2 separate regions of the Homo sapiens genome follow, and region 1 is linked to region 2. Evidence: chromatin contacts called from ENCODE Hi-C or POLR2A ChIA-PET data. All regions are on one chromosome and are shown on one strand. Each heading gives the region's core, a stretch centred on a gene start or an enhancer-like site at or near the end of the contact. The rest is flanking DNA. Distances are from core to core; before and after follow the strand shown. Region 1 overlaps ANKIB1 (ankyrin repeat and IBR domain containing 1). Region 2 holds the start of CYP51A1 (cytochrome P450 family 51 subfamily A member 1).

The links. A loop is a pair of places that touch in the nucleus more often than their neighbours do. ChIA-PET counts read pairs that join two places held with the same protein, here RNA polymerase II (POLR2A). Pooled maps may share reads with other maps.
Region 1: a map with no recorded cell type shows a loop between it and region 2 (4-fold over the local background). The contact joins the enhancer-like site here to the promoter of CYP51A1 in region 2. A Hi-C loop is called at or near these places in 1 of 37 single-sample maps with no recorded cell type and 2 of 50 pooled maps. POLR2A ChIA-PET finds 5 or more read pairs at or near these places in 2 of 52 experiments (OCI-LY7 and WTC11).

The regions. Positions count from the first base shown.
Region 1 is chr7:92,273,725-92,278,714 of GRCh38, reverse strand. All of the region lies in intron 1 of ANKIB1 (ankyrin repeat and IBR domain containing 1), which reads right to left. Among named protein-coding and RNA genes, the nearest start is that of ANKIB1, 30 kb to the right of the region's middle. Within about 2 kb of position 2,079, at least 2 of the 41 ENCODE cell types and tissues checked have a DNase peak (open chromatin) inside an H3K27ac peak, as active enhancers do; they include OCI-LY7, where a contact is called at or near this core.
Region 2 is chr7:92,131,230-92,136,921 of GRCh38, reverse strand. It overlaps CYP51A1 (cytochrome P450 family 51 subfamily A member 1), which reads left to right and starts at 2,445. Exons shown (of 10, transcript NM_000786.4): 1 at 2,445-2,749; 2 at 5,050-5,148. The coding sequence starts at 2,558. It overlaps CYP51A1-AS1 (CYP51A1 antisense RNA 1), which reads right to left and starts at 2,359. Exons shown (of 3, transcript NR_122110.1): 1 at 1,840-2,359. RefSeq lists enhancers at 1,457-2,283, 1,820-2,479, 2,850-2,899, 3,060-3,109, 2,284-3,110.

The DNA of each region.
Region 1 (4,990 bases), core at 830-3,329, 140 kb before region 2:
TTGAAAATTCAGAGTTCATCCTGACCAATTCCTGAATATAATGTGTCTTTCTGGTCAAATTATATAAATATATTGTTCTAAGAAAATGCTTTTGTCCCTCTTGCACTCAACCTTTTGGGATAAAAAGTCTGGGTGAGAACAAGAGATAGCTGGAAAACTATAAAGTTAAGATTGTTAAATGGGACACATTTTGTAACAAGACATAAAACAAAAACCTGGCACCTAGGGAGGCATAGGAAATGATTTGTTTTTCAGAACTGTTTTTGGAAGGGTTCCTCTCTTCCTGAAGGAAAACTTCTCCATGCTGCCTTCCTAAATGTCTTCAGCACTTTGAACTCAAACCGACTGCTGAGCCTATGATTACACCTAACAGCCCTGACTACGAGACAGCAGAGGCTGGCCCAGCTTCTGCATTTTCTTTTTCCTTTTTTAAAAAATTCTTTATTTTATTATTTATTTATTTTGAGACAGGGTCTCATTCTGTAGCCCAGGCTGGAGTACAGTGGTGTGATCATAGCTCACTGAAACCTTGAACTCCTGGGCTCAAGCACTCTTCCCACCTTAGCCTCCTGAGTAGCTAGGACCACAGACACGCATCATCATGCCTGGGTAACTTTTTTTTTTTTTTTTGACACAGAGTTTCACTTTTGTTGCCCAGGCTGGAATGCAGTGGCACGATCTCTGCTCACTGCAACCTCCGCCTCCCAGGTTCAAGCGATTCTCCTGCCTCAGCTTCCTGAGTAGCTAGGACTATAAACACCTGCCACCACGCTGGGCTAATTTTTGTATTTTGAGTAGAGACAGGGTTTTACCATGTTGGCCAGGTTGGCCTCGAACTCCTGACCTCAGGTGATCCACCTGTCTCGGCCTCCCAAAGTGCTGGGATTACAAGCGTGAGCTACCATGCCTGGCCTATTTTTTTTTATTTTTAGTAGAGAAGAGGTCTCCCTATGTTGCCCAGGCTGGTCTTGAACTCTTGCCCTCAAGCGATCCTCTGGCACTGGCCTCCCAAACTGCTGGGATTACAGGTATGAGCCTCCACGCCCACTCCCTGCACTTTCACACAGAACATCCATAAATATTGTCATCCATAGATGTGAGGCAAATGAACTCGTAACATGGACATGCAAATCTGTTTGGAACTGACTGTATTTAGGCATTCTTGAAGCCAAATACCAAACTGAATTAATTGGACTGGAAACCCTTGGGCAGGAGACCCAATGGTAAGAGTTCATACTGGGGACTGCCTGACTAATACAGATGCTCCTCGACTTATGATGGGGTTATATCTGAATAAAGCCACTGTAAATCAAAACCACAAGTCAAAAATGCATTTAATACCCCTGTAAACCAAGTCAAAAAACTGTAATTCAAATAATCATTAAGTCAAGGACTGTCTGCATATGTCCTGTTTGGAGTATCCTAACAATTGTGAATTCTTTGTTTCCAGGAGTACTGTATTAGTCCATTTTCACAGTGCTATAAATACCTGAGACTGAGAAGTTTATAAAGAAAAGAGGTTAAACTGGCTCATGGTTCTGCAGGCTGTACAGGAAGCATGATGACCGCATCTGCTCCACTTCTGGAGAGGCCTCAGGAAACTTACAATCATGGCGGAAGGGAAAGGAGGAGCAGACACTTCACATGGTGGGAGCAGGAGCAAGAGAAAGAGCAAGGGGGAAGGTGCTACACACTTTTACACAACCAGATCTCACAAAAACTCACTCTTTATCACAGCAAGGGGATGGTGCTAAACCATTCATGAGAAATTCGCCCCCATGATCCAATCACCTTCCACCAGGCCCAACTTCAACATTACAGATTACAATTCAACAAGAGATTTGGTAGAGACACAGATCCAAACCATATCAGGTACTATGAGTGTCCTCTGGAAATGCACTCCTTTCATGTGTACCCTGATTATCAGGACACTTCTGAAAAGCCTGAAGAACTAGATGATTCAACTTAACCAGATATGTGCTGTCCAAATTTATCTTCAGGCCAGATAAAAACGAAACTAAAATGCAGAAACTGAAGGCGGAAGCCACCTGGCTTTCTATGATAGACCTTTATAATCAATGAAATTTGTTTTAACTGGCCACATTCTGGACCTCTAAAGGGCTTAGCTGTCAAGGTACCTTGGCTAAATGCCAAGGGAGTGGACCATGCAGAAAAGAGTTAACATATCAGGCTTGAGATGGCTATCCTTACAAAGGCCTCCTTGCAAGACTGGCCCATGATTGGTATCTGGAAACTTGGATTCCTCTCCTAGGGAATAAACTTTCGACCTTTTAAGGTTTCCATAGTGGAGACAGGAATTTTTAAAGTTTTAGAAATAAAGATGGGGTCAGTATATATACAGTGTCTGTGTCTGTCACAGATGCCACTTCTACCTATTAAATTGGTAAATGAGTTTGGAAACACAAATTGAAGTCATTACTCATTGCTGGTGGAGGTACAACTTGGAACAATTGTTCTGTAGAATAATTTTACAGTATTTGTTCATGTTGAAAATAAATATGCCTTGGGCCTAGAATCCTGATTTTACATATATTCACCTCTATGTATTACCTAATATATGTATTTTCTGTATCTAAATGAGACGTAATGAGACCAACTTTTAACAAGCTAAAAAGATCAGTGTGCATCTATATACTAAGTGTAGTTTTGCAAAACTTTTTTATTATATATAGATGTAGATATACCACACACAAAGACATATGGCATGTGTATGTGTATATAAGGTTATGATATAAAATTACTTATTGTGGGTTATAATTTTGAAAAATTAATAGATATTATCCTAGGATAACTCCTATAACAGGTACACAAAGAGACATGTACAGTGATGCTTATTTTGGCATTATTTATAATAGCAGGGGTTAGGCAACCAGCAAGGGCTACTGTACAATGAAAGTGAGTTGGTGGTTTCATTATGTACCCCAACTGTCAAAATCTTTAGGTCTATTCCTTTAGGCTAAGTGGAGGAAAGAAGCTGGGGGAGGTCTCGCCATTTAGTTTGTGCACTTCTACTTAATCCCAATTCCAGAATGGTGCATCACCCCCAGTTCTATGTCCCTGTCCTTCTGGCACAGTTTTTCCAGGTTAATACACCTCCTGTCTTCTTCTTGCCATTTGGGATTGAATTAATTTTTCACTGTGTAGGACCGTCCCTCACATTTCGCAATGTTAATCATCCCTGACCTCTGCCAATTAAATATCTGCAGTGTTTTCCAGACATTGTTACAATTTTTCCAGGTATTTTCAAATACCGTCCTGAGTTGGTGATGGGCAGCACCACCCCAACTCACAGGAAGAAATCATTAAAACAATTGGGAACAATACTTTTTAAACATCTGTTCATTTGATTCAAAGTAGACTTACATCAGTAATATCTAAGTACAGAGATGTCTATGTCATACTCCCCAGTATACATGTAAAAATGAAAACTTAGTCAATATGCTCCTGAAATCCCATTAAGTGAGAATAAATTAAGAAAAAAGGATAAATCTACAAGGTCAAAAAGAATGAGAGGAAACAAGAGCTGATGAAAAATTTCAAAAAAGCTGGAATTTTGAAAACTGGAAAACAAATACACAACAGGCAACTAGTTTAGCAAAGCTAAATTGAGTAAGCAAAGGTCAAACCTAATTCTACAACCAAGAAAGAAAAAAAAGCAGCCTACTTTTTGTTAAAGAACACCAAAAAGTCTCAGAAATTGGAGGTATAGGTAGCTTTGAGGCATGGGATGTGGCTAAAAACTGCAGAGACTGAAAAATATTTTTTTTGAGACAGGGTCTCATTCTGTTGCGCAGGCTGGAGTGCAGTGGTGCTATCACAGCTCACTGCAGTCTTCACCTCCTGGGCTCGGGCTATCCTCCTGCTTCAGCCTCCCATGTAGATAATTAAAAAAAATTTTTTTTTTAGTGACAGGGTTTTGCAGGCTGGGCATGTTGCCCAAGCTGGTCTCAAACTCTTGGTGTCAAGTGATCTTCCCGCCTTGGCCTCCCAAAGTGCTGGGATTACAGGCATGTGCCACCACACTTGGCCAAAAAATCTTATAAGGAGTTAAGAATGACCAGATTCTCTCTCCCAGCTAATGCAGCTGAGCTAGTGCTCCTGTTCTGAAACATTGCTTTTTTTTTTTAAATGACCACAAAGAAAATTACTAGATTTACAAAAGTATGTATGATAAATGTACATGGCAAACATCCTTATGCATCTAAAATGCAATTTCCTTACTTAAAACCCTTCAATATAGTAGTCACTGTAAAATTTTTTTAAAGGCACACTCATATACCTTATTACAGTGGAATTTACAATTTTAGGTTCTTTACTACAAACTAATTTTGACCTAAGCATAAACTACCTTTTATTACTGATATTTTGTGTAAATTTCTTACTGCTCTAAGGTGAGCTTAGGTTCCTTAAAGTTAGGGACTACATCTATACTCTTGTTTTTGTTTTTTCAAATCTGCAGTGCCCAGTAGTGTTTTGCATATTATCAATACAAACTTTAAAAATTGTTTGTAGGTACTTGAATTTTAGGAATAAATAATAATATCAGTAGTTCAGGGGAGGGAGATAAAATAAATTCTTGACTGGAAACAGAAAAGCTTAACTATTAAAAAGCTGTCTGAGGCCACAGGTAGTGGTTCACACCTGTAATCCCAACACTTTTGGGAGGCCGGAGGTGGGAGGACTGCTTGAGCCCAAGGGTTCAAGACCAGCCCGGACAACATAGTGGGACTTCATCTCTACAAAAAATAAAAAAACTAGCCAGCCATGGTGGCACATACTTGCAGTACCTGCTACTCAGGAGGCTGAGGTGGGAGGATCCCTTGAGCCCAGGAGGTCAAGGCTGCAGTAAGTTTTGATCATGTCACTGCACTCCAGCCTTGGTGACAGAGTGATTCCCTGTCTCAAAAAAAAAAAAAGAAAAAAAATAGCTGTCTGAAACATTAACCAATGTTAAGTAGTGAATCTTTAA
Region 2 (5,692 bases), core at 1,196-3,695:
TTTTTAATTTTTTATTTCCATAGGGTTTTAAGAAATGTGGTATTTGGTTACATGAGTAAGTTCTTTAGTGGTGATTTGTGAGATTTTGGTGCAACCATCGCCGAGTAGTATACACTGAACCCAATTTGTAATCTTTTATCCCTCACCCCCTTCCACCCTTTCCCTGAGTCCCCATAGTCCATTGTGTCATTCTTATGCCTTTGCATCCTCATAGCTTAGCTCTCACTTAGGAGTGAGAACATATGATGTTTTGTTTTCCATTCCTGAGTTACTTCACTTAGAATAATAGTCTTCAATCCCATCCAGGTTGCTGAAAATGCCATTCATTCATTCCTTTTTGTGACCACGTAGCATTCCATTCCATATATAAATATATAAATATATATTTATATATATCACAGTTTCTTTCTTTTTTTTTTTTTTTTTTTTGAGACAGAGTTTTGCTCTTGTTGCCCAGGCTGGAGTACAGTGACGCAATCTCGGCTCACTGCAACCTTTGCCTCCCAGGTTCAAGTGATTCTCCTGCCTCAGCCTCCCGAGTAGCTGGGATTAAAGGCGTCTGCCACCACGTCCGGCTAATATTTTGTATTTTTAGTAGAGACGAGGTTTCATCATGTTGGTGAGGCTGGTCTCGAACTCTTGACCTCAGGTGATCCTCCCGCCTCGGCCTCCCAAAGTGCAGGGATTACAGGCGTGAGCCACCGCGACTGGACGGAAGAAACGGTGAAACTTTTAAGGTGGTAGAATTATAGGATCTGATGACTGATTAGATGAAGCATGGAGAGGGCAACAGTGTGCACAGTGATGCCTTTTCTTCACAGGCATTATAGGAGGGACAGGTTGGTAGGAGGAGGCAACGGGTTTAGTTTTGGATTTACTGACCGGGGATGAGTGTTAGCTCTCTAGGTAGAGGTGTTCCGCAGGCAACTGGTGTTGCGGGACAAATCATAGACGGGAGAGACCGAGCAGAGTTCAGGAGAGCCTTTATTATTAAGGTGATCACCGGCTCAGTCGGACTAGGGTCCAGAAAGTCTGAGCCCCGAACAAAGGGATCAATCACCTTTTAAGCAGTTTGTGTTGGGAGTTACGTGTTGCATGAAGTGTACTTGCAGAAGCAAGAACAAAGGCAGTAAATTACTCTTACATTTGTTACACCATATGTCTTACGTCCTTGGGAATACATGCTTTTGTAACACTTGCTAATCAGTTTTGTGACTTTACAGCAGCGCTAGGGAGGGAAGCAAGAACTCGCTGTGCCTCAAGGAATGTGAAACGATGGAACACAGATAAGCCTCTCCACGCATAGGGGAGAAATAAGCAGTTAATATACTCTTAACCCAGGCCTTGGGTAGGGGAGGTGCTATATTACATTCTACCTCAAAGGAAAAGAATATACTTCTTGATTAGTATACTTATAAAATTCATTAATTTCCCTTTCACTGGATATTCCTACTAATTCCCCCAGGGCCTTGCAGTTTTGTCTCATTCGCTGCTCTATCCCCTAGCTTAGCACAAAACCTAGTTCTTAACATTGATTAAATAAATGAATCCGGTCAGGTGCTCCCGTGGGTGATCTGGAAGGAGTTAAATTTGGTAGTCATGGGAGACGCTTCTGTGAAGCCATAGGAGCGAAGATTGATTGTGGCGGCAGGACTGAACTCAGCTTCTGAATCTTTCTAGCCGCTAAACCTACAGACTAAGTGGCGTCCTTGGGGAATGCTGCCTCAAACGGCTCGCGACGTCCTAAAACATGTACATTTATTTTGGAAAATCTGTTTTCGTAAAACCTAGCATACTTAATCACCAACATTTGTTAACTTCATGGTGGCATATTAATACCTGTCAGGTTGATTTTAGTTGGAGTGGGACGGGGCTGACCTCACCGTCCTACCCTTCGGTATGAGGCCGGCGTCTTCACGACCTCGCTTTTCACAACCCCAGTCCCCGAGGGCTTATTTGGGGCTGTCGGAGTCCCCAAGACGTGGCCCCGGAGAAGGGTGAGGTGCCACAGTTCGAGGTGCCCCAGTACCCTGCGTCCGGACAGGGGGCGGTGCTCACGCCCAAGGCCCCGCTGACGCGATGTAGGCCGAGATCACCTCAGGCGCTCGCGGTGCAATCACAGAGCGCGCCGTCGCCGCTCGAGCTCGCCCTGAGATCCCTCCGCTCAGCGCCTTCAACGCCGTGTCCCGGCACCCCGCACCCGGGCACACAAAAAACGGGTCGCCCGCGATTCTCAGGGATTGATCGCCTCTTCAGGTAAGTTATCTTCCGGCCCCGTACCACTGTGCCACAGGCGCAGCCCGCTTCCTCAGGTGCCCTATCCCGCGCAAGAAGACCACGGCTTCACAGAGTGTTATTTAAGGGGCGTGGCCAGCGGAACATCCCGCCCCATTCTGTGACGCACGGGGTGGCGCGCGTGGGACCCGAGGGGTGGGGCTGGGTTTAGTAGGAGACCTGGGGCAAGGCCCCCTGTGGACGACCATCTGCCAGCTTCTCTCGTTCCGTCGATTGGGAGGAGCGGTGGCGACCTCGGCCTTCAGTGTTTCCGACGGAGTGAATGGCGGCGGCGGCTGGGATGCTGCTGCTGGGCTTGCTGCAGGCGGGTGGGTCGGTGCTGGGCCAGGCGATGGAGAAGGTGACAGGCGGCAACCTCTTGTCCATGCTGCTGATCGCCTGCGCCTTCACCCTCAGCCTGGTCTACCTGATCCGTCTGGCCGCCGGCCACCTGGTCCAGCTGCCCGCAGGGGTGGTACGTACATTCTTTAGGGTCTGAGTGGGGCGCGCGCCGCAGCTGAGGCGGCCGAAGGGCTGGCGTGGGCGGCTCCGTGGCCCCGACCGGCTCAGTGGATGGCAAGGGCGGGGGCGACTGCGGCCATGCTTGGCGTGGCTTTGGTGGCAGGCGCGCTGGGGGCTGGAGTAGTGGCTGCGGCGGCGGCACTGCTGCTGGTGGCGCTGGCTGTAGCACCCGCCATTGCCTTGTGTTGGGGGGCGGTGCTGGCCTCCCCGGCTGTGTATCTGATCCTAGACGGGGTCGTGGTTGCGGCATTTGTGGTTGTAGCGGTCTGTACTGACCGCAGCAGTGGTGCCCCTAGTGGCGGTGGCTGGATTGGCGGCTGTGGGTTTGAACGACCCGGTGGTCGTTGGGGCCCTTGGTGGGGGTCCTGACGGAGATGCTGTTGGCAGCTGGCCCGTCATCCTGGAGGCTGCCCTGTGTGGTTCAGTGTTCTGTGGGCTGTAGCAGTGCCCCTAATGGTGGTTTATACCCATATTAAGGAGGATGTGTAGAGTGTGGTAATGGTAGTGACTGGAGTGTGGTAAGGGCCTTCCTCTGATGCTAATAATGTAACAGTTTCTCGGCCGGGAGCAGTGGCTCACGCCTGTAATCCCAGCACTTCGGGAGGCCGAAGCGGGCGGATCACCTGAGGTCAGGAGTTCCAGACCAGCCTGAACAACATGGAGAAACCCCATCTCTACTAAAATACAACAAAACAAAACAAAAATTAGCTGGATGTGGTGGCACACGCCTGTAGTCCCAGCTGCTTGGGAAGCTGAGGCCCGAGAATCACTTGAACCTAGGAGGCGGAGGTTGCAGTAAACCGAGATTGCGCCACTGGACTCCAGTCTGGGCGACAGAATGAGACTCCGTCTCAAAAAAAAAAAAAATCATTTTCTTCAATTTAACAGCCTTATTAACCTAGCTTTCAATCTCCCAAATGTTATTTGATTGTGCCTTTTACAGTCAGCAATAAGTAGCTTTTGAAAACTACCCTTTTACTGACAATGCAATGTACAAACTTTTGACCAAGTAGCTTTTAAAATAATTTTTGTTTGAACCATACCAGGCATAAGAAAGAGTTATTTATTTATTTATTTTTTTCCTACACATGGGATCTTTAAGGAAATGATATTTGTCTCTGGGAAGACAAAGTTACTTTTAGTGTTTAAAGATAGTTCTATTAGCTGAGGTGTACTGTGAGGTTGTGGTGCTCCTTTCTATTTGAGACCACCAGAGAATTGAGGAGTATTACCCTTTTTCATTATTTTGTTTGATTTTCAGGATACTTAATGTTGTAATCTGCAGGTCTCATTTTGTGGCATCTAAAGAAACTTTTATGAAGAATGCTAGAGTTCTTGCTAGAGCTGATCTACTCTCTTAAAAACTCTAAAATCAGTGGCTCTAGTTCACTTGCAGTGAGAGAAGCATGAGATTGATTGTTTACTGAGAAGTAAATATAGCTTCTTAAACATTTCCCTTCTTTCTATACTACAAGTTACTGCTTGTCTTTTTCTATACCTTCTTTAAGCAAGTATCTGGGACTAAAATTGTGAGTAGTAGTAGTAGTAAGTAGTGAAGAAACAATATAGTGGGCCCTCTGGGGACACGAATTCCACATTTGGGAATTCAGCCAAGTGTAGATCTAAAATACCCAGGGGAAAAAAACCCAATACAAAATAACACAACAATAAAAAATAATACAAATAAAAAAACACAGTTTAATAACAGTTTATATAGCCTTTACATTGTATTGGGTATTGTAAGTAATATAGAAATGGTTTAAGGTATATGAGAGGATGTGCATAGGTTATACGCAAATACTTTGCCATTTTATATAAGGGACTTGAGGATCCCTGGATACAAATCTGTGAGGGGGTCCTGGGACCAGTTCTCCACAAATGCCAAGGGACAAGTGTAGTTTGACCTTTTTGGTTTTTTGCTACTAATGGTTAGAAAAGTTGCCTGGAGACACCAATAATAATTGGACATATTCTGGACAGTGTCCATCATTTAAATTTACAGTGCCTTAGTGTTTATCTGGTCGTTTATCTTATACCGTGTTTTGAGTTTCTGTTCTTTTCTACAATAGCTACTCTCTTGAGGTATTTGCAATTTGGCTGTTCTCAAGTTACTTCTGATGCTTCCTTTTTTTTTGGTAACTTTTTTTTGAAGTCTTAATAGCTATTTTGTTTAATTGTTTGGTCATGAAACGAAACTGGGTTTCTCTCTTGAAATGAAACACGAATTGAATTTACTATTTTTTTCTCTTGTAGAAAAGTCCTCCATACATTTTCTCCCCAATTCCATTCCTTGGGCATGCCATAGCATTTGGGAAAAGTCCAATTGAATTTCTAGAAAATGCATATGAGAAGGTAAGTCTTCCAAATAATTAGAGGAAAAAAAAAAAAACAACTAGAGAAGTGCTTTTTAAACTTTTTTAAAAAAGTGGCAGAACATTTAAAAACATTGTAATCATATACATATCCTCAGTATAGGAAACAAAATGGAAACTGCTCTGGTTTAAGAGATGGTGTCTTATAGATACCTATCCTTTTAGCTTTTCCCATGTCCTGGGGTCGTCTTTGAGACACCATTGAGGAAACCTGTAGTTCTGGCAACTATGGTTTAAAAGCCACTGTTCTGAGTTTTCTATTCACTTATTGTCATTAAAATTGATATTAATTAACCCTCATTTTTCTTTACCATGCATCTGTGGGGTTTTCTAACCTGCTCTATACATCTTCTGTGATTTCACTGTCCACTTGAATGACCCACATGACACCATAGCTACTCAATTATTTGCCCGTCTTCTCTCTAATGAGCTTCCCTGTGCCAGTTAAGCCATTTACTTCACAGTCTCGCTTTGGACTTGTCACTCTTAACTGTTTCACTTCCACAATATTAATTTAGATATCC